Linked DNA regions of Mus musculus: region 2 is linked to region 1. A link is a contact called in ENCODE POLR2A ChIA-PET data. All regions are on one chromosome and are shown on one strand. Each heading gives the region's core, a stretch centred on a gene start or an enhancer-like site at or near the end of the contact. The rest is flanking DNA. Distances are from core to core; before and after follow the strand shown.

What was found. ChIA-PET counts read pairs that join two places held with the same protein, here RNA polymerase II (POLR2A).
Region 2: POLR2A ChIA-PET joins it to region 1 with 15 read pairs in Patski. The contact joins the promoter of Mafg here to the promoter of Fasn in region 1. POLR2A ChIA-PET finds 5 or more read pairs at or near these places in 2 of 5 experiments (Patski and embryonic stem cell).

What each region holds. Positions count from the first base shown.
Region 1 is chr11:120,821,326-120,828,840 of GRCm38, forward strand. Fasn (fatty acid synthase) reads right to left here and starts at 3,222. Exons shown (of 43, transcript NM_007988.3): 1 at 2,705-3,222; 2 at 1,392-1,527; 3 at 753-905. The coding sequence starts at 1,518. Ccdc57 (coiled-coil domain containing 57) reads right to left here. Exons shown (of 19, transcript NM_027745.1): 19 at 5,217-5,599. The coding sequence ends at 5,391.
Region 2 is chr11:120,629,595-120,637,109 of GRCm38, forward strand. It overlaps Mafg (v-maf musculoaponeurotic fibrosarcoma oncogene family, protein G (avian)), which reads right to left and starts at 3,953. Exons shown (of 3, transcript NM_010756.3): 1 at 3,768-3,953; 2 at 224-287; 3 at 1-142. The coding sequence starts at 259. Gm17586 (predicted gene, 17586) reads left to right here and starts at 4,156. Exons shown (of 3, transcript NR_165823.1): 1 at 4,156-4,898; 2 at 6,901-6,973; 3 at 7,235-7,515.

The DNA.
Region 1 (7,515 bases), core at 1,972-4,471:
ACAAAGGCCAAGTGTCCAAGCCGGGAAAGCAGAGGACCGTGGGTAACCCCCTGGGAGCTGTGCCCAGCCTTTGATAGAGCCTGGGCAGCCAGACAGGTCCGAGGTGAGGGCCTTCATTTTCACCAAGGGCTCGCTGGTCTTATACCATACCCCAGGGCAGTTGTGCATCAAGCTGTCTATCAAGTATAGGGCTAATTAACATCTCCCAACCTGAAGCGCACCCCCACCATACCAACCCACACTCGCTGCCCACTATAGGGCCTTCTATCCCTGGGGGCACATCCATGTCCCAAGCAGTAGGATCCAGAATAAGAGACAGCCAGTGGGACAGGGTTGTTGCCAAAGCTCGAGGCTGAGCCCCTGCAGAGCTACCTGCTGTAAGCCCCGCCCTCAGCCCAAGAACAACCAGACATTGGGGAGTGAGGAAACTAGGGTAACAGGGCGCGCCTGGGACACTTCTAGTGTGCGGTTGTGAAACTGTGCCCTGCTCAGGGCCCCCGCCTCCTGAGCCACCGGCCCTGTATCAGGATTGGGGACATAGCTAGAGAGACCCATGCCAGGCCTGTCTCTGAGCCCTTGATGTCTCAAGAGCCAAAAAGATATTATTGTTGCATCTCCTTTTCCTTTTAACAGTACCAGGAATGAAGTCCAGGTTCTTGCACACACTAGACAAGTTGCGCTACCACTGAACTATGTCCCCAGCCCTCATTACAGTATGTTCTAAAAAGGGTAGGAATTCCCCAACAACCCACCTCCATCCACAATTGCTTCATAGCTGACTTCCAACAGCAGCCGAAGCTGGGGGTCCATTGTGTGTGCCTGCTTGGGGTGGACCCCAAAAAAGGAGGCGTCGAACTTGGAGAGATCCTTCAGCTTTCCAGACCGCTTGGGTAATCCATAGAGCCCTGAGGAACATCACAGCCTCTGAAGCCAGGCTCCCAGAGAGTGACCCAGACTCACTGCTAGTGAGGAGTCCCAAAACAGCCACATGTGGGTGACCCAGAGCCAACCCTGTAGGAGGTGAGGCTGGCGACTGGGAGACCCTCTGCCTGCTCCCAGGCTGGCCAGGCCAGCCCAATGCTGACTCACACCTGTCCATCAGGTAGAGCTGCTCTGTGGCTCTGTTAGAGCCCATTGGGTGTGAGAGTCATCTTAGACACCATCTGCCAGCTCAGGGCACAGGCTGCAGATGAGATATCCAAAGGGCCAGCCCCCTTCTATGATCCACCTTTGGTGTCCTCCACGAGGGATCAACCAAGTCACCTGTCCCTTTTCATTCTGACCGGTTCTCAACCTCACAGCTAGCTCTACAGGGAGTTCCCTGTCTCCAGAAGTGCCTTGGTCATAAACTCTCAGACCATCCTGCTGCATGATCCCGAGGGGACACTCACCAGCCTTCCATCTCCTGTCATCATCTGTGACCATGTCCACACCACCAATGAGGTTGGCCCAGAACTCCTGTAGGTTCTCTGACTCGGGCAACTTCCCCGACATACCGGCTATCACCACCTCCTCCATGGCTCTTCTCTGTGGGGGAAGATAGCATGGTGGGTCTCTCACAGTCATTCCCAGCTACAGCCACCTAAATCCACAGGTAGCACACCTCAAGACTTTCTGAGAGCAAGGGCTCAGAAAGCCCCCAGTGGAAACTAGCAGAACTCAGCTGTAAACAACGGATGAGCTGAGTGCTTAGGTCTCCTTGCACTGATAGCTACTTCTGAGATTGTCAGCCCTTCCAGGGTAGACACTTGACCTGGCCTGACCCTACCATGTTTTGCCAGAGCTACCTGGGACCATAGGATCTCCAGTTGCCTACTGGATGCTCCATCCCAGGCTAGTCAAATCAGGAACTTGCAAACAGAAGTGGGGCTTCAAGAAACAGGGTCTGGGGCACTCTCACCTTAAGCCACGGGGAAGCCAGCGCGCTTCCCTTTCACGAAGAGGGTGGAGACTGACTGCCGTTCAGTGCCAGCCAGGACGCCAGGCTTGGTTAGGACCCAGAGGGAACAGGCCCGACAACTAGTGAGTGCCCAGGCCTAGCAGGGCTGAGGCAAACCGATCCCCTGCCAATGGACCCTTTCAGCAAGGTCCGACCTGGAATACTACTCTCAGCTTGGTGCGGTTAGGGGAAAGGTGAAGCCTCTCGCCATCTGGTCGAACACTTTGTAACCTGGCCGAGGCAGCAGAAGGATCTGCTAGATCCTCCTGTCCCTAAGGCACTTGCCCAGGGCAGTTCAGGCCTTGCAACCGTAGTCCAACGAGAAGGCTTCCGTGCCACCCAGCCGGTGAGGCCTGGATGGTCTGATGACTTCCGCTGAGGCCCCTGGGGCCTCGTGCGCACCCAGACCCGCATCTGCCTTCTCCAAGCTGAAGCCCGGGTACCACCGCGGCCTCCTGCGCCCTGCCAAAGCCGCCCAGTGCGAGTGAAGGCCCCGGCCCCATCCACGAGGCGCCCAGACTCCTGCACCCGGTTGGCGCGGCGCCCACGTGACAGCGGCCCGCCGCGCTGGCTCTCCGCACACCCCTCCCGCGCCCCTCTCGGCCTGATCGCGGAGCTCAGCCCGGTGGCTGGCTGTCGGAGGGGCGCGGCGGCGCTTTTGTGAGCGCAGGGGTGCCGAGGATGGGCGCCCGCCTATCCTTCCACTGGAGCCGTGGCATCCCGACACCGGCCTGCCGCCCCGGAACCCCGAACGCAGCGGCGTACCTGTCTGGGCTCTGGAGGCAGACGACAAGCGAGGAGCGCGGCAGGCGAACTGGACGGGACGCCGCTGCCGTCTCTCTGGCTCCCTCTAGGCCGCGCCGGCGCTATTTAAACCGCGGCCATCCCCGCGCGGCCACGCCACATGGGCTGACAGCTTGGCTGCGCCGCCCAGGCCAATGAGCGTCGGGGCTGCGCCCCGGGACCCGGCGCGCCGCCGCCGGTGGGGTGATGCCCGCGCGCGCCGCCCCCAGCCGGGACCCTGCACGGGCGCGCGCTGGAGCACAAGGAACGCGCAGCCCCCGCCTGCTTCCGTCCCCGCCCCCGGCCTCGCGCGGGCCACGCGGGGCTCATCCCGACGCCCTCATCTCTGTCCTCCCACCCCCACCCCCTCGCGGCCGGTGCCAGGTGTGCACTGTGCGCGCGCAGTGTGGGTCGGGCGTGCTTGGTCACACTGGAAACTCTGCACTGAGGAGGACACCAGGGCCACGCGGGGGGACAGGTCCGTGTCGCTGCGATTCCACGCCGCGATCGTAGCGCGCGCGGAACCGAGGGGCGTGGCCTGCTCCACATCGAAACCAATTGGACACCGAGGCCGTTCTCGGTGGCCCAATGGCGGCGCGCGGGTGGGCGTTGCTAGGCAATAGGGTGATGGGCCGGCAACAGCGGCAAAGCACTTCGCGGGCCCCCGCGCAAGCGCGGTCGTTGACCCTGGCGGAGGGCGCCTCAGGCGGGGTTACTACCGGTCATCGTGGCCCAGCTTTCTCGGACTCCCACCCTCTGTGGCCACCTTGGAGACCAGGATGCGGGCAGGGACGGGAGCAGTAGGCAGGATAGGGAACACTGACGGGCGCGTGTGGCGGCCTCCGGAGTCCGCTCAGTGTCCAGGCGCGGCCATCTGGCGAGCGGGATACCACCCCTCCCCCGCCTGGTGGGAACAAAGGAGCTGCTGCGCGCCTCCCTGAGTTTCCGGGACCCTCTCCCTCCCTCCCTTTAAATTCCTCTTTTCAAAGGGTTATCGAATTTGGGGGCGGGGGATGACAAAACTCACCGTCCAAAAAGACACAGACTTCTCAGGGTTGGGTCCCTTGAGTGCCTAGAGAGGTTGTTCCCTTCCCTCCTGTCCTTCCACTACAGGCCCAGGCCACTAAGACTGACCTCCTTATGGGGTAATGGCCCGGGAGTGGGGGGGAGGGGGAAGGGGGCTAGTGTCAGTGGTCCTTGACTGCAAGTCTATAGCAAAAGCCAGAGCCTCAGAGCCTTGCTTGTCAACCCTGGCTTCTAGCTTCTCCAACTTGGCTATCCACCCAGGCTTTCTGTGGAAGGAGGCTAAGCAGGGACCCTGAAGGGCAGCCTATAGGACTGGCAGGTGTATTCTGCCCATAAGCTGGCTTGCCCCCAAGCTCTCCCATTTTGCCCCTATGCCTTTGTGGGTGTCTTTGGGTTTCAGGGCCAGCCTAGGAAAGTTTTACAAAAGGCCTGTACACATACTAGCCAGAGCAGTCCCACCCCAGCTCCTGGTGCCTTGAGATAGGTCATGTTTGCCTTCTCACTGGCCAGGCTGCTGGCCAACCCTAAGTGGTCAGCAGAGCTCTGCCCTCTGCAGCTGTCAGGGTCTCAGCTGGAGGAGATGTAACCCAGGGATGCAGAGTCTGGGCCGTGCACAGAGCAGGATGCTGAGGGCAGAGCAAACTTCTCTGATCATCTTTTCACCAAAGGAAGTTGCATGGCTACATCTCAGAAACACGTGACAAACAAAGTGGATTGCCAGATGTGGATATGAGAGAGCCACGTCAGGATGGCCTGCCATGGCCCCTGCCAGTCGTGAAAACAGCACAGTGTACCTAGGTGGGCTCTTGTAAAAGCATCCTATGGCTCTCTCTTTGCATATGCACCTTGAGAGCTACCTACTACAGACCCACAGCAGGAGTGATCTGCAGATGTCTGCTACCTAGGCCTGAGTTATTCAACTGGCATCCAAGACCACATTACTGAGTGTGGGCTTCCCTGTAATGTTGTGATGGCCCACCATGTGAGCCAGCCAGCCTGGAATCACTGTCAGGATTTTACACACAGAGATGCAAAAATGAAGCTGCAAGAGTCACATGATTAGTCAAGGACACACAACAACCTGGACCTGGGAGCTGCCTGGACCCTGCAGCCCTGTGTGTCTGATACCCAGCAAGGCTAAGGCCATGGGCCTCTTTAAGTCATGCTATGGACAGGAAGTGGTCAGGCAGGTCTCATGAGGTTTTCAGTAGGCAGATGGGTCTGGTTCCGAGACTGGGCCTCTGGGTGGCCAGGCCCATGCTCCCGGGAGGACCTCTCATACAGTGTTCCTTGGGGACATACTTTGCAGGTGGCCACTCTATTCTGCCCACCAGGCTCTGGAGGACAGTGTCACCGACAGGGCGAGTGCACAGTGGCTGTGGGTGGTGACAGGCAGGGGGCAGAGGCCAGCCCAGGATCCAGCCTGCATTCCCCAAGTAGGACAAGACAGACAACTTCACAGGCCAAACAGATGGAGGAGGCTTTAATTGCTCTTTAGCATCAGAAAGGCCATCATTTGGGATGCTGTCCTGTGCTCACAACCCACCTGTATACCATGTGTATTCTCACTCCCAACTTGTATAACCACAGGCCCCACGTACAAGGTGGAGCCCCTGTGCAGTCTCCTGCAGGAGGCTGAGACTTAGTCCTTGAGGTTGTAGTTGCGGATCCTAGAGGGCCGCTGCTGCTGGCAGTTTGTAGGTTTAGCTGGGTGAGACTTGCTGGGTCTGGGGGGTGTGGCTTTTGGCTGAGCTTCCATCTTTAGCCCTTTGACAGCAAAGGCCTTTTGTATGGGGACAGGGCTCCGGTTGACCTTTTGGAAACAGCTGGGTCTTGAAGGTGCTGGACACTCTACAGGCAAGAAGTAGAAAAAGATGTAGGTTAGGAACATGGGAAGGGTATGTGCTCAGAGTTGGTCATGTCATAACAACCTGTAGGGACTCATATTCTGTTTTTCTTTGTGAGAGCCTATACAGGCCAGCAGGCCCTCCATAGTGACCTAGCACTAGCCAGTGGCAGCAACTGTGTTGGGTCCTGACTAGGGTGCAAGAGGTGTGTGTGGGCATGGGCTTCACATATTTTCAACTGATCCTAGGCCTGCCTCTCCCCTAGCACACAGAAATCTGGGCTATGGAAACAAAAGAAAGCAAAAACCAAAACACCCTGAGATGCTGTGACTGTTTCCTAAGGGCTGGGGGGGGGGGGGTGGCGGCGGTAGCAGGTGGCCCCCCCTCCCATTCAAGCCAGGCTACCCCATTGAGAGTTCAGTCCTTCCTCGTCCTGTCCCTGGGGCTTGAGTATAACAGGGAGTGTTCATGAACGCTTCTGACCACTTACATCCCTAACAGAGACAGGCCAAGGACTGTCTGGCAAGCTGTACTCCACACGGGTACAGGTTAAAGCCTAGAGCAGCCCTGCCAGTGTCCACTTGAACCATGGTCTAAGTGGTCATTTTACTGCTGCTGTGGCTGCGGCTGCTGCTAGAACCCAGACGTAATGGGTAAATGCCTGCTAGTAAGCCATTTCTAGCTTTGTAGATGGCTATCTTTGTCTTTTGAGCTTTTCTGTCCTTTGAGTCTTTGACACTAAAAATGTATATCTTTTCTAAAACCATTTCGTTTCCCTCGGGGACACACAGACCTGTCCTTCCTCCCTGGCAGCCTGGCCCAGCAGACAGGAAGCTTCTGGTTTTACTTGGAACTCACTATGCAAACTGTTTGAAATTAGAGACATGCCTGCCTCTGCCTCCCAAGTGCAGGGATGAAGTGCACGCACCCCACGCTCTCTCTTTACAGCTGACTCTGGTATCCTGGGGACACAGCCCCACTGCTTGCCAGCCTTAACTCAGCTGCCTTATGTGCATGAGGCAACCTGGGAGGAGATGTGCATGTCTGTCTGTCGGTCCACTGCTCTGTGACTCCCATGGACCTGGAACACACTGAACGGGCACTGACTAGGGTAAGAGTCGTCACAGCCACAGAGTGCCGTGGGCATGGAGCCTGAGTGCTCGCATGGGCTCCAGGGAAGTGAGCTGCCCTCCTCCCTGCTTCCCATCCTGTTTATTTCTATTTTGCTATCCCGAGACTATGCAGGAATCTCTTTCTCTTTGTGTCTGTCTCCATTAAGTCAGGGTCTTGCTTTGTAATCCAGGCTGGCGTCAAACTCATGGCAATCCTCCTGCTTCAGCCTGGTGAGAACTGAGTTACAAGTATGTGATACTATGTCCAGCTTTCTGATGAGACTTTTTGAAACATTTAGAACCAGCAACCTCATTAGGGCCATTTCTGCTGTAGCTCCTGCTGGAGCAGGCTCTGCTGTCTGACTCGGGAGCCATCCTGGACCCTGAGGACTCCTGCTAGCTGAGTGTGGCTCTCCAGACCCAGACCACCCTTCTCTTACACAGATGTTCCCACCCCATCTCTCTCCCAGACATCAGCTGCTATATCACATGGCTCTTCCCCCTCTAAGTCTTCCAGAAATCATCGTGAAGGGGCAGGAATCACAGAAAGGGCTTCATGCTAGATCCTCTCGCTGCCCACCTGGCACAGGCAGGGGCAAAGGCCAAGGAAGGAACTAGCCCGGTCCAACAAGTGGGGTGGTCACAATGGAGCTGTCACTCAGACCACTGTCAGACAAGTAGCTTCTAACAGGCACTGAGAGCTAGACACATGTACTTGAACTGTTCCTGAGTAGGTCTGGTCAGAGGAAGAACCGGACACTCTGCTTTGTGGCCTTTGGTTTCTGTTCCTGGCCCCTCTTTAGACAGT
Region 2 (7,515 bases), core at 2,703-5,202, 190 kb before region 1:
TCAGTGTGCGCCTCCGCTGCTTCAGCTGGATGATCTCTTCCTTGGAGAGGCCTCGCAGGTGCTGGTTCAACTCTCGCACCGACATGGTTACCAGCTCCTCGTCGGTCAAGCTGGTGCCATTCTCGCCTGGCTCCCGCTTCACCTGGAGTGGCACAGCACACAGGGTCATGGCAGAGTAGGCATGCCCAGCCCGACGCACCCCAAGCCCAGCCTCTCTACTCACCTTTAAGGCCTTGTTTCCTTTATTGGGGGTCGTCATAACCCGGGGGACACAGTGAGCAGGCACTCTGCAAGACACAGAGCATAGGTCAGGACCCTGAGACTCTTTTACACCCCAACAGGAAGCTTGCTGCCTGGTGCTCAGCCCACAGAACCTTGCCCCTCACCTGACCTGAGCTTGGCTGCTTCAGAAGGCCCTGTCCCTAGAGAGCCAGGTGGGAGGTCGGGAGATTTTTTTCCCAGGGAAGAAGCAGGAGCAATGTGAAGGCAGAAGACAAAGGGAGCAGAGAGAGATTAGAAGGTCTGGGCTGCAGGAGGGGCAAGCCTAGAAGGAAGCTGAGCTTTAAAAATAACCCCAGTGCTGCCCCAGAGCGCCCTGTTCCTGGCGAGTCATGCTGACTCAGCGGATCGCCTCCCTCCCTTCCTGAGCCGTTCTCCCGGTCCTTTGGCCAGCCAGCAGTTCCCCAGGAGACCCACTACTGGGACCAACAGCAAGCAAGGATCAGCCAGGGACCCTGTATTCCAAGGTCCTACTTCCCATATATGTTCCCTAAGCTGGCCCAGGACAAAAGAAAGCCCTTTCTCCCTCTAGGACTTAGGTAGGAGGTTGCTTCCTGCCTCAGTCTGGCAGAGGATAAGGTTTGTTCTAACTGGCTGACTGGGAATCCTCTCACCTTCCAGGTAGCAGGCAATCCGGCTGGGAGGAGCTGAGCCCAGGCCCCTCCAGTCCTCCCCGTCCATCTCCTTTACAGATGGGGTAACCATCCTGTGGCTTGGTTGCAGCATCCTGTACTCTTGCCCCACCCGACACAGGGTGTTTCACAAGGGCTCCCACAATTAGCAGAGGAAGAGCACTGTTAGCTGGAAGCAGGCAAGAGCCAGCCCCTTCAGGTCACTGACTGGTCTTTGGCTCTCTGCCTAGGGTCAGTGACCACAGGGCCAGGGAACAAAAGCAAAACAGGTCCCTCCTACAGTCAGCCGCCCCTCCGGGCTCAACCTCATTTTCAGCTTTCTAAAGCCTTGCCAAGGACATTCTTGTGTACCTAGGCTGGGAATCCCCACTTAGCCCAACACCCACCAGTCCCACAGGCACATCCTCTCCTTTCCAGGTTAGGTGCAGGGAAATGAGGGAAGTGAGGTTGCTGCAGGTCTGTGAGCACTTCAGGCAAAAATGTGCTGGATGGGGAGTTGGTTCATCTTATCAAAGGAACTAACACATTCTCATTAGCTTTACCCTACTGCTTTTAGCTTTGAACAGGAGGTGTGGCTACATGCAAACACTGAGCAAGCAAACCAGGACTAAATCTACAGGACTAGATTAGGAGCATTTTCAGAGGCAACAGTACTGCTAGATCAAAGAGAAAGGCAGAACTCAGATCTAGAGGTCTGAAGGGCATCTGTCTTTCTTACAAGTTGGCCCTATACTCACACTAGGAGCATAAGTCGAGGTGAGGGGACAGTCCTGGCAGGAGCTTCCCTTATACAGACTGCTGAGCTCAAAACGGTGACTTCCTGAGATCGCACAGGAAAGTGCAGAGTGTGGCGGCTGGGAGCTGAAAAGTGCCTTCTCAACAGATTTTACCTCCACCAAAGGCCTGAACTCAGCACAAGTGCAGCCAACTGCCTCCTGATCAAAGGTGCACGAGAGAGAGAGAGAGAGAGAGAGAGAGAGAGAGAGAGAGAGAGAGAGAGAGAGAGAGAGAGAGAGAGAGAGAGAGAATGTGTGTGTGTTAGAGCGAGTGTGTGTACATGTTTATACGCATGTGTGCTTAAGGGGGAAGGGCAGGTCTCAGGAAAGCCAATTCTTCCAGCTACCTGCCTGGCTTCTGCAAACCTAGGGACACAGTGACTAGGCAGACAGTTCTGGGGGGGACAGCTGTGCTGAGGGATACAGTTTAGAGAGCTTTCCAGAGCCTGAGGAAGAAGCTCAGAGAAGCTGATCTGGACCTGCTGCCTCCAACTCAGCCCTCCAAGTACTCACAGTTATGGACAGACTCAAGACACCAAGGGGCTCTGGACCACTCATTCAGGCTGACCCTTAAAGAAGGGGTTTGGGCACCTCTGTCCTCTCACACTAGACAATCTGGACATTAGTCTCAAGCAAGATAGTGACCCTTCCTTGCTAAACCTTGCCTGTAAACCTCAATGCAGGAGACCCCCTACGTAGGTCTTCTCTCCTTCAGGTACTGACATTGTTTGAAGAGAACGGAAAACATTAAGTTCACTGAAGCACAGTGCCTCCGGAGTTTAACAATTTTCTGGAACCTTGAAGTTTCATAGGGCAAGTTCCACACCAAATGAAAAAAACACTGCACCTATGAGCAGCCTCAGGGCTCAGGGTTAAGGGGACATCCCTTAGCACAAACCACAAGGTAAGCACAGTCTAGACATGAATCCCTGGGCAAGGAAAGCAGTAGGATGGAGTTCAAGAACCTTCACGACAGATAAGTCAGTAAACAGCCATTCAGCCACACCCCACAAAACTGTCACCTCCCAAGAGTCTCCAGACACCCAACAGGGCACACACACTTTTTGGTAACTCCAGGCAACAGTGGGACCCCAAACTCTTCTGAAAGGAATAACATTGGGATAAATAAAACTACATCTTCTACTCCATGGTTGCACCTCAAAAACTCTCACCAGCTGCCTAGATCCACACTCTGCTCTCCTTAGCTGGTTAGAGCTGCCCCAGCTTCTTTCAAGCCACAGACCCTTCTCCCCCTGCCTCCCGGTCTTCCCCATCTAGGACCGACGAAGCCTGGCCATTCAGGGTCACAGAGAAGGAAAGCTTGCTTCCCAGACGAGCTGGCTCGGCCCACCTAAGCTCCTCCCCTCAGCGTACACCGATCGGTCTCCGGGTTTGGGGAACTGCCCCAGTTGTGGGACCCGGGCCAGGAGCCCAAGAACCAGGCAAGGATGCGCACGCCCGGGGCTTTACCTTCCACCCCGGGAGAAACCTGCGGCGCGCCCCTGCAATGCCTCCTTCGGAGCCTTTGCCTCCAACTCACAGGTCTGTCAAACTTAAACACGACCCCGGATCCCGGCCCGACCTTCACCACCCGGATCGAGCCCTGTCTCCCGACTAGACCGGCCGATAGCGGGCCCCGGCCCCCCGCCCTGGCCCAGCGTCAGCAGGAGCACCGAGTGACCTCATGCTGATGACTCAGCACGTCTCCGCTGGGCTCGCACCCGCGTGGCGAGCCCAAGCCGCGCAGCAGGGTCTCCCCGCCGCCTCCCCTGTGGGCCCGCGCGCGACCCCGCCCGCGCGGAAGCCGACGGACACCTGATGAGTCAGCAGCTCGGTGCGGCCACCCCGCTGACCCGGGCAGACGCGCGCAGCTCGCCCTTAAATCGCGCCCCCCGCAGGGCACCCGGGGTCCGCCGCCGCGCGCACGCCCGTCCCCAGCCTCGCGGTCGCCCGGTCCGCCGGCTCTAGGGGGACACAGGCGAACAGCCGGCTGGCGGGGAAACCAAGGCACGCGCTGCCGTCGGGTGCGCCGCAACCCCGAGGCCAGGCCCCGCCGCCCGCCCCAGCCCCGCGCACTCACCACACTGCGGGCCCGGGCGGGCCAAGGCGGGGCTGGGGCGGGGCCGCGCGCGCGCGCTCCGGGGCTGCGCGGGGCTGGGGCGGGCGCGAAGGGTCCGGGCCGGGGGCTTAGGAGGACTGGCCGCCTGCGCGGGCCGGGCCAAGCGCGCTGGGAAGGCCGGGCCGGACCGGGCTCAGAATCCGCCGCCGCCGCCGCTCCTCAGACGTCACATGATGTTTGGTCACGTGGGTTCCATTCATGAAGCGGCGACGCGGCTGGCCTAAGCTTAAAGGGAAAGGCGAGGCGGCAGCAAGGCGAGCGCGCCCCCATCACGCCTGCGCAGCCCCGCGCCGTTGCCCTTGGCAACGCCCGCCGCGCCCTGGCAATGTCTCGCGGGAGTCGTCCCGGCGCTCGCCGGGTTGACCGTGCTCCTGCAGAGACAGGTTCTACGGAGTGGCCCCAACTCGGATGCCTCTAGCTCCCTCCCGATCTCCACACCAACTCAGACCGAGGTCTATGGGAGGTTTGTTTGATTTTCTTCACTTGGATGCATAGTTTCACTGTACAGCGAGCAGACTGGATTTCAATTCCCTGAGATGCTCCTGCCTCGGCCCCCTGAAAGCGGAACTCACAGATGAGCGTCACCACGCGGGAACCTATTTGCTGTTTTGAAGGTGTGACACAGTGATTTAGTTCCTTACCCCGTTCTGCTGCGACGTCCTCATTCTAAATGGGTCAGCAGTCTGAAAAGGACACGGCTGTTGAGGGGCACAGCCCCAACCCCAGCTCAGATCCCCAAACTATCCACGATGACACGAAGGCTTGGAGGACGCTCACTAATGATTCTAATCTCCGGAGGGTGCTAGGGGCTTCACCTGCGGCCGTGGACCATCTCTTCGGGTAGTGTGCGTGCACTGTAGGAGTTGTGCACTTTGCCCAACCCTTCTCTGCCGCATTTGAAACTACTTTGGGTGCATTCTGCTGCTACTTTTTCTGTGAGACTTCTCGCTGCTGTTGAAAAAGTAAAAAAGAAGGAAAGTAGGAGGGATCAAGTTTTCATTTCGAGGTTCTGAACGTTCTATTTGACCCTGTCTTCTCTGGGAATCGTGAAAAGGTGACTCGTTCTGTAACATAGGTGACAAGGAAAAGGGGGTAAGCAGGCTGGAGGGGGCCTGTGTGTGTCCTTTGTGTCAAATTTGGTTTCTTGAGACAAGGTTTAGACCAGGCTGGCCCCAAACTCTCAGAGATCCGACTGCCTCTGCCTCTCTAGTGCTGGGATTAAAAACATGTGCCACCACACCCAGCCTCAAAAAGTAATTCTTTACATTGTATTTCTTTGGGGAGTGGGGGGGGGGGAGCTTTTATCTTTCACTGGCTGTAGCCAGAGTCTCAGAATACAGAGAATTACTCCTTATGCCTTGTGGTGGTTTGAATAGAAATGGCCTGCATGAATTCTAAATGCCGTGTCTAAATGCTTGGCCCATAGGGAATGGCACTATTAGGAGGTGTGGTCTTGTTGGAAGACGATTGTCTCTGTGGGGACAGGCTTTGAGGTCTTATATACTCAAGCTATGCCCGTGTGTGACTTACAGTTTCTTGCAGCCTTCAGAATGCAGAACTCTAACTAAGCCCATCCTCCAGCAGCAAGTCGGCCCTGATTCAGTCTTGCTACTCTCCATGACAATAATGGATTAAACCTCTGAAAGCGTAAGCCAGACCCAATGAGATGTTTTCCTTTAGAAGAGCTGCCGAATGGAGTCTCTTCATGGCAATAAAACCCCTGAGACAAGACCTCTGGGTTTCTGTTACTTATCTTCATCCTCCCTCCCTTTGTTCTTGTTCTAGTTATGAGATAGGGTCTTAGTCTATAGGCTCTGTTGGTCAGCAGCAACCCTCCTGCTTCAGCCTCCCAAATGCTGGGACCACAGCCATGAGCTCCCACATCCGCTTTGTTCTTTCTTTCTTTCTTTCTTTCTTTCTTTCTTTCTCTCTTTCTTTCTCTCTTTCCTTTTTTTCTGTTGCTCAGATTAGCTGCAAAGCCTTGCAGCCAAGAGTAGCTGGGAGTTGCTGGACATGTTAGCACAGGCCTTTAACCCCAGTCCTCAGGAGGCAGAGGCAGGTAGGTCTCTGAGTTCAAGGCCAACATGGTCTATAAAAACCAGTTCTAGGGGCTGGCTCAGTGGTTAAGAGCACTGACTGCTCTTCCGAAGGTCCTGAGTTCAAATCCCAGCAACCACATGGTGGCTCACAACCATCTGTAATGAGATCTGATGCCCTCTTCTGGTGTGTCTGAAGACAGCTACAGTGTACTTATAATAGTAAATAGATCTTAAAATAAACAAAAAAACAAAAACAGTTCTAGCCAGGTGGTGATGGCGCACACCTTTAATCCCAGCACTTGGAAGTTCAAGGCCAGCCTGGTCTACAGAGTAAGTTCCAGGACAGCCAGGGCTATACAGAGAAACCCTGTCTCGAAAAACCAACCAAACAAACAAACAAATACAGTTCCAGAACAGCAAGGGCTACACAGAGAAACCCTATCTCAAGAAAACAAAGAGAAGGGGGGGGAAAAAGTTAACTGGGACTTCAGGCATGCATCGTGATTGGCAAGCCCTCAGCCCCCCTCACCCCCGTCCCCCACTGTGAGGCAAATGCTCAATCACCAGACTATAGCCCAACCCTCAACACACATACACCAGGAGATATTAAGTCAGAGGCCCAGTGCATCCATGAGTTCTCTATCTTCATCACTTGGTGGTAGTCCAAGGGAGGACGTCTGAGCCACTTCCTGAATACTGCTAAGAGGGACTAGAAGGGTGAGTATAGCACTGGGCTATGGAGACATCACCCACTGTGGTGACCTGGCAGGACATTCAGAGTCACATCAGGACTTGTCCTTTCTCATGCTCTTCCTTACCACCTGCTCAAGTGTCATTTAGGAAGCACCAGCCGTGGGTCCCGGGGGCAGCTACTACAGGATAGCCATTGCCAGGCTAATTCTCACTGATCAACCCCACCCACCCTCCTGTAGTGACAGTTTTGGAGTTTTGGCTCCTTTGAAAACCACAGAAATATTACGGGAACGCGTTTTCGTTTTAATCCCATGTGTGGAATGTCCGCAGAAGCTGACTGTGTTTTCCCTCATGCTCTACAGGGGTGTGATTTTGCCAGCTACAGATAGTTTCTGTGATCGTGTGATGTTTGGAATTCTGGGGACTTTTCAAAGGGTATGTAAATGCTAGGGCCCCCGAGAGGTGGGTTGTTGGTTGGTTAGTTGGTTGTTGGTTGGTTGGTTGGTTGTTGGTCTCAGTTGGTTAAGTAGTTGTGCACAAAGAAGAGACAAGAAGAAATTAGATATCCTGATGGTGAAGATCAAAGTTGCCCTGAGGAACTTGACACCCTTAATCAGCAGGAAGTAGTCTAATCATGATGTCGTCCCCTTTATTCAGGAATCTCTTTCCTCTCTGTTTTTCTCTCTTGGTGTTAAGGGGTTGAAAGGGGTGGAGAAGGGTGGAAGAAAGCAGAGCCCATAAAGCAGCAAAGCACAGCTACACCCGCCTTACATCCTGGTCCTCACAGCACTGAGAGATAATTTGTGAGTCATCTTTACTAAGGTTTTCCACTTTGGTGGGTCGGGGGTCCGCTCCCTATTCCTTGTTCAGCAGTCATAGGAACCTAGTCTTGGAGCAAAGTTTTAGACTGCACACACCCAGGGCCACAAGGGGCTAGAAGAAATAATCAAAAGATGGACTGTCCTGGAGATGGGGGG